Regions from separate parts of the Homo sapiens genome. Here region 2 is linked to region 1. Evidence: read pairs that join two places in POLR2A ChIA-PET (ENCODE). Cell type or tissue: PC-3. All regions are shown on one strand.

What was found. ChIA-PET counts read pairs that join two places held together with the same protein. Peaks named below come from ENCODE experiments on the same cell type or tissue, not always from the same donor. Only the 100,000 strongest peaks of a DNase experiment are listed, where the experiment ranks them.
Region 2: POLR2A ChIA-PET joins it to region 1 with 5 read pairs; 3 of 35 experiments call an interaction of 5 or more read pairs at or near these places.

Annotation. Positions count from the first base shown.
Region 1 is chr5:10,873,387-10,877,386 of GRCh38, reverse strand. No RefSeq gene overlaps it. Among named protein-coding and RNA genes, the nearest start is that of CTD-2154B17.1, 88 kb to the right of the region's middle. In PC-3, no CTCF peak of the experiment used is centred here; DNase peaks (open chromatin) are centred at 196 and 1,796; H3K4me3 peaks cover 1,746 bases; H3K27ac peaks cover 2,347 bases.
Region 2 is chr5:10,771,405-10,775,404 of GRCh38, reverse strand. CTD-2154B17.1 (a long non-coding RNA gene) reads left to right here. Exons shown (of 4, transcript NR_188230.1): 4 at 105-764. Among named protein-coding and RNA genes, the nearest start is that of DAP, 12 kb to the right of the region's middle. In PC-3, no CTCF peak of the experiment used is centred here; no DNase peak of the experiment used is centred here.

The sequences.
Region 1 (4,000 bases):
CCTTCTCCTGTGCTAGATACTTCCTGCCCTTGGACATCAGACTCCAGGTTCTTTGGTCTTTGGACTCTGGGACTTACACCAGTGGTTTGCTGGGGGCTCTCAGGCCTTTGGCCACAGACTGAAGGCTGCCCTGTCAGCTTCCCTACTTTTGAGGTTTTGGGACTCGGATTGAGTCACTACTGGCTTCCTTGCTCCTCAGCTTGCAGACGGCCTACCGTGGGACTTCACCTTGTGATCGTGTGAGTCAATTCTCCTTAATAAACTCCCTTTCATATATACATCTATCCTATTAGTTCTGTCCCTCTGGAGAACCCTGACTTGTACAGCAACATACAGTGTTTTGCTTGATCACCAGGTTAATACAATGGCCCTTTCCAGCAGCTGACATCCCCTATCCATATAGGAATGGTTGCTATGAGTAATCCAGGCTTCTCTGGTCTCTAACCTAGGAGAAGTGAATGAAGGACTCCATACCATAATCCTGCCTTTCCTTCTTCAATGAAGGATTGTTATCAGATACCTCCTTTGCTTGATTTATAACTAAAGGCCATAAATAACCAGAGCTTCTCAAAATCATCTGAGACAAATACATTCCCATTGTGCATATTTGGCACCATTTGGGGGAGTTCATGTTGTGGGGAGGGGTATGTGGCATTCTTTTCCTTAGTCCAGGGTAAGACTTGGGCTCTGAGCCAGGACCAGGGAGGAGGTCTCAAGCCTGGGACTGCATGAAAAACCAGGAGCTGGGAGCCCAGTGGTCCTAAACCCAAGACATAATACTTCCTCTTTTTCAGCTTTTAGGGGCAGGCAGCACGCGGCGAGGGCTCACTTTCCCATTAACATACTCATACTTCCTCTTGGCTGAGCTTCCCTCTGCAGTCCCTGATGAGCTAAGCACCCTCTCTGGGCAGATGGAGAAGCTCTGCACAGTCTAGGACCCCTGTGGGGTGAAACATCTCTCCACTCAGGGAACACTAGGGGGAATTTAAGGTTCAGGCTCTTAAGCCGTGAGTCTTGAGCTGTTGTTATCAGAAATGCATTATGCCATCTAATTCTATTTCCATTCACCTCTGCTTGGGACCTAAGGGATATTCAGGAGGAAATGATTAATGAGTTCCTTGGGATGTTCCCATAGCAAACAGCAAACCCATCATCGGGTGACTACAAATGATGCAAGTCGCCCCAAAAACCGACCAGGGGCTTTATTTTTACACTGCACACTTGTTAGAAATCAGTAAATCAGAGACGACTGAGTTGGCAACTTTTCAAGTCCGGGGAAATGGTTTTTAATAGGGAAACAGACTGCAGATCACCTCCCTCCATCCTGCCAGAAACCTCAGGGAAGTTAAGTGGAGAACATCTATCAAGACCCAGGGACAAAAACCCAAAATCATCCATCTGGAGGAAGTGACAAAAATCCCCCAAACAACTGGAATGTCTTTCCATATTTGTCTCACTTTACCTCCAACTCATCAGCTTTCTCTGGTGTGCCAGCCAGCATGCGCAGTTAATCATGACAGTCCACTGAAGGCTCATTACGCCAATCTTGGATCTTGTTTAACATCTACTTAAAGGATGTCCCATCCACAGGTGTGCCAGTTTATCTATGCAGATGACACATCTTGAGCAGTTTGGAGATGGCGGTGTCCGGGCCCATCCCTCCTATTCCCACAGCTTTCTTGGTGTCAGGCTTGCTCTCAGGTGGAAGGAGAATGTCAGCGTTGCTTCCATTTTCCACTGAAATGAAAGTTCTGACTCAGAACTGAGTTGTCTTATCATCCCAAGTTATGCCACCCTCTGCCCCATGTAAGAGCTGGTGTCTTTTCTGAGTCACACTTTGAAACATGAACCGAGGGTTTTAGGGCAGTTCTCAATAAGCCGACACCATATGAACGCCAGGCATTTGGGGCGTGTGGGGCACTGTCTGAATTCCCCACTGGGAGCAGGCCCTTCCTCTGCACCTCAGCACCCTAAAGCACATCACTCCCCGCTGCCCCCACTCCCTGACCATGCTTTCCTTCATCCTGGGTGAAATATTTATTGAGCAACTGCTTTAAGAGAGGGGCTTTGACCTCCTGCAGAGCTGGGCTTCCACCTCCTGCAGAGCTGGGCTTCCAGCCTGAGAGACAAGACAAGCACTTGTGAAATATTTAATAATGATACAAAGGCCGGAACAAGCGATTCAGAAATAACAGCAGCTGTAGGGTTCTGAGGAGAGAAAGATTGATAAGGGCTGACGTGACTAGGAGAGGCTTTATAGAAGACATCAGACTGGGGGATAAACTTTGTGTAGACCCAAAACAGGGGAGAGGCCTTGCTGGGAGAGGCACCCAGGATGAGCAAAGGTGAGAATGAACAGACAGGGTTTTGACCACTTGGAAAAAAACATCAAGGTTATGTTGAGCCAGGAAGAAATAAGCTGGTGCATGATAAGAAGAGGAACGCTGGAGAAACAGGCCAATGCCCGGGCAGAGCCCCTGACTTCAGCAGGCCCGGCCCAGAGTACTCTCCAGTGGAAGCTTTCCCGAGAGACCCTCCCCCAAAGCTGTCACTGGCTTATTTCCTCCTAAAACATGGAAAAAGGATAGAGAAGCTAATTAGGATGAACTGAAGCACTTTATCTTACTGAAGGGAACAAGTTAAAGCACTCAAAACACTCCTTGGGCATATTCTGATCAAAACGATGTTATCCAGATGGTACAAATATGCTTCAAGGCACGCAGATGCAAGAAAGGTCAGAATTCTTTATTTTTCCTTTATCAAATTACATCTAGTGAAACAGAATAGAGAGTCTAGAAAAAGACCCACAGGTATACATTCACTTGATTTATGACGAAGGCGGCATTACAGAGTGATGTGGAAAAGAAGGTCCCTCGAATAAATGGTGCTGAGTCAATTAAATAGTCATATTTTAAAAAATGAGTCTTAGTCCCTCACAACAAGCACAGTAATAAATTCCAGGTGGTTTATATTCCTAGATCACATAGGAGAGCATTGGTATGACCTTGGAATAGCCAAAGATTTCTAAAAATGATCCAGAAGGACCTAAAAGGGCATTGACCACGAAAAAAGTTTGATAAACCGGAAGAGGTTATCATGAAGAACCTCTGTTCAATAAAAGACACTAGTAAGAGAGTGAATGGGAACCCAGGGAGAAATAATCTTTTCAGTCCATACATCTATGTCCTAGGCAGTTCAGGCGGTTATAACACAATACCATAGACTGGGTGGTTAATAAACAACAGAAATTTATTTCTCACACTTCTTCTGGAGGCTAAGAAGTTTAAGATCAAGGAACTGGAAGATTCATGTCTGCTGAAGGCCTGCTTCCTGGAACAGATGGCCACCTTCTCATTGTATCCTCACATGGCGACAACAGGCAGAACTCTCAGGGGTGCCTATCATGAGGGCACTGACCCCATTTATGAGGGTACCACCCTCATGATCTAATTTCCTCCCAAAGTCCTCTCCTACTAATTCTATCACATTAGGGATTAGGACTTCAATGTATGAATTTGGGGGCGACACAAACATTTGTCCATTGCAATCTGATAAAAGATTTATATCCAGAATATGAAAAGAACTCCTTCAAGTCACTAAGAACATGGCAGGCAACCCGACAGAACAATAGGAAGAAGACGTGAACAGGCAACTCCTTAAGAAGACAACCAGATGGCCGATAAACCAATGAAGAATCATTTAAACTCATTCGTGATCAAAAAATGCAAATTAAAACCACAATGAAATACCATTACACATCCATCTGAATGGCTAATGTGGAAAAGACTGACAATACCATGTGTTGGCAAGAATGTAGGGCAACTGGACTCTCATACAGTGCTGGCAGGTGAGAAAATGTATACAAATACCTTTGAAAAGTATTTGGCAGGGTCTTGTAAAGCTGACCGTGCAAAAGCTCCACGACCCAGCCACTCTACTCTTGGTATTTATTCAAGAGAAATGAAAACGTATGTTCATACAAAAATTTATAATAAATGCA
Region 2 (4,000 bases), 100 kb after region 1:
TGTAATCATGAGTTTCACACGGCTGTCATTTTACTGCCTGCTAGGAAAAGGGAATATGTTTGAATTTTATAAGTTTCTGAATTTCATAATTTTTTTATTTTTAGAGGTGCTCCAGGCTGACTCCATACCTCCCACTGAATGACAATTGTTCTAAAGGTAGACATTCTTATTTCATCATCAAGAAAAGCACTCTGTAGTGAACAAGGGCACTCACGCAATTGGATTCATGGAGAGATGTTTGTTTTTCTCCCACTTGTTTACTGTTGCTGGTGTTAGATCAAGTCTGGCCTTTACTATTCCATTAAAAAATGACCATTTGTGATTAGATATTTACAAAAATATATTCAGAATGATATATTTCAGATATTACATTTTTTCTAACAGTTCGTTTTAGTTTTGAATAGAAGCCTTAAAATACTTGGCCAGGTGCGGTGGCTCACGCCTGTAATCCCAGCACTTTGGGAGGCCGAGGCAGGCGGATCATGAGGTCAGGAGATCAAGACCATCCTGGCTAACACGGTGAAACCCTGTCTCTACTAAAAATACAAAAAATTAGTCGAGCGTGATGGCGAGTGCCTGCAGTCCCAGCTACTCGGGAGGCTGAGGCAGGAGAATGGCATGAACCCGGGAGGAGGAGGCTGCAGTGAGGCGAGATCGCACCACAGCACTCCAGCCTGGGTGACACAGTGAGACTCCATTTCATAAATAAATAAATAAATAAATAATTGGAAAAGTAAGAGTTAAAAATAAATCATGGAAAATCATAAAGTGATTCATTATCTGAAATACTTTCTGAGTACAAAGCACTTTGTTTCCTCTTCTTTGCTGATACCTGCATGTGAGCTAAAATGTGAAGGAAGGCATTTGTGATCTGATTTTGTGTCTACAAATGTCTATGCCTAACCTTGAGCTGCTGCCTTTGTTGGTGTGTGAAGTGATGCAGCAGAGCAGGGGATGGCAAACCTTCTGCAAAGGGCTAGAGTCAATTTATTGTACTTTGGGGGCCAAATGTGTCTGCCACGACTCCTCAACCCCGCCATTGTAGCCAAAAAGCAGCAATGAACAATATGTAAAGAAATGGGCATGACTGTGTTCCAATAAAACTTTACACAAACAGGCACCAGGTCAGACCTGCCTTGCAGACTACTGTTTACCAACCCTGTAGTAAACAATACTCAAAGGTACTCTAGTTGAGAATAAAATTACAATTAGCGATAATGGTACAGTACAGCTAGAACATTATTATTTCTGACACAGCGTTAAAGTACCACGTGTATAAAACGCTTCAACATAAATATGGGCAGATTATATTAAAAGGTTGTATTGGCAATCACCATCCAAGTAGTGACCCCTGACCTGTGACTTCTCCTGTCATCTACAATCATTTAAAAAGTTGTTGAACCACTGGGGTGAGAGTGGTAAGATGTGAAATCTTCTCTTTGTCACCCTAATGATGAATGTCTACCTAATCAGTTGGAACAGTGATATCATACATTTCTTTGAGTTGATAATATGGCAAAAAAAAAAATCATGAGGCTGTCCATGAAAATCCCATCTATTTAGGAGATACAGGCAATATAAATGAGAAAAAAAAAGCTCATAATAATAATTACTAAACCTGAAATTAAGGTAGAGGAAGGCACTTGCCCATGAAGATGTTTTAAGTCTGAATGTCCAGAAACAAGAGTCAGCCAAGTCGAAAATTTGAAGAAGTCTGACTGAGTCTTCTCTTTCCTAATCCACTCACAGAAGTAGAGAAGTCTGTTATTTCAGGCCTCAAGCTGACAGCTCCCGGGGCTTGCCCTTCCATTCTGTCCTTTACACCACATCTCAGATATCCCAAAACTGAAACTCGACTTGGTGTGTGCCCTGCCTGCCAGCCTTTTCTTCCTTAAAGGAGGGTAACAGTGGGCAAGAGGCAGCAGCCTCCAGTGGCAGCATCACAACTGACCCCAGCCAAGAAGGACACCATGACATTCATGCTTTTCTTGTGCCTTTCAGGGGAATCCATAAATCAGACCCATTCATGGCCACCTGGGAAAACACCAGGAGCTGTTCACAATCACAGCACATGAACACAATGCCATCAGTCAACGTCTTCTCCTCAACTGTGATCGAAATTAATTTAAAGAGATTTAACTTTAAAAAGGAACATTGATGCGATGTTCACAAATCAATGAGCTAAATATTAGTCCTCATAAGTGTTATAAAATCAGTTAATGATCCTTTCTGCTGTAAGCACAATTCTTAATCATTAGCGCCATTACACATAGCTTCTCTTGAAATGCATCACCCAATACATCATGACACACAGCACTCAGTTTATAAGCAATCATGTAAAAGAATAAGGAGATATCAGTATTTCAAAACTGCTGCAGGCTTCTGACTTCCTAGCAGGCAATAGTCCCCTAGAAACTATAGATTAGTGATGTTCAGCGGTTCTCAAACTTTAGCATGCGTTAGAACCACCAGGAGGGCTTATGAAAACATGGATTGCTGGGGCCCAGCCCAGGGTTTCAGATTTAGCAGATCTATGGTAGGATAAGAACTTGGATTTCTTTATAACCTCTCAGTGGTGCAGATGCTACTGCTCCAGGGACCACACTAAAACCACTGTTGTAGAGAAGGGGCCTACACACTTTCTCTAGAGGGTCAAATTAATACTTCTGCTTTACAGCCCATGCCACCTCTGTTGCAACTACTCAATTCTGCTCTTGTAGCACAAAAGCGGCCACAGACAATACTTAAGTGAGTGATGTGGCTGTGTTCCATTAGAACATTATTTACAAAAATAGGCAGTGGACTGGACTTGTCCTTTAGCCACAGTTTACTGACACCTGCTAGAGAGAATGAAGGACTGTCTTCAAAAGACTTGCCCCATCTCTCTGGCATGAATAACCGAAAGGGATAAAGTGTACGCAAGCCAGCCTCTCCCTACCCAAAATTGCTTCCTGAAAGATCTTGCCTGCACATAACATAAAGCATGAATGCCTTGGCACCTGACTTTCATCTTTTAAAATGTGTTCCAAGGAACTGTCCAGAAACAACACATTATATTAATATCGGAAAGCTTTAGAAACTGGATCATCATTCAGCATTTCAGTCTGTTTTAGAGGAGAATACCAGAAGCCTACCTCTGTTACTCGTCACCATGTACTGTGTCGGCCTCCATTGGACTAGAGTATAAGCTCTGAGAGAGCTGAAACTTTATCTTCACTTTCTAGAAAGGTGCCTGGCAAAAGGAAGGTGCTCAAAAATATTTTCTTGAATAAAAGAAAGTCTATGAAATCAACAACTCCCTTCCCGGCCTTGAGATTTCTAGATTTACCTTCAGAGCCTAGTAGCCAACCATGCCTCCCTCCTCTCCGTTACTACAGCGTTGGGACTGTAGGAACAGAAAAGAGACTCCAGGAGGGAGGCTCAGGGTCAGCAGATGTCTACCATGACCACCACACTTGGGCTGATGATAAGGACAGACTTCCTTTCAGTCTCTCAGCTCCTGTACTTTGCTGTTTGGACCCTCAAGGACCACTCAGCTCTCCAGACACCTAAGTGAAAGTTGGAAGTGGAAACAAACACCAGGGAACTGAGATCAAACAAAGCAGAGAGCGTAGGGCTGTTGATGGAAAGAGCTGGCTCCATGGGACAGGCAGACTTTAGTATCAGAAAGGCCAGCAAGGTAGGTGGGAGTTGGGGGGAAAGGAGGTGGAAAGCAAGACTTCCCGTTGTGTAATGAATTCATTAGAACAGAAGCAATGTAAGTGTCCATCGACAGATGAATACAGAAAATGTGACATCTGTGCACAGTGGGAAACTACTCGGCCAAATACTGCAAGACCCCACTTACATGAGCAAGCCACAACAGTCAAACTCATAGAAACAGAGTAAAATGGTAGTGCCAAAGGCTGGGAGAGGGGAAGACATATCTCTTGGTGTATCTTACAGTTTGCAAGATGAATACATTCTAGAGATCTGCTACACAGCGTCATGCCTGTAGTTA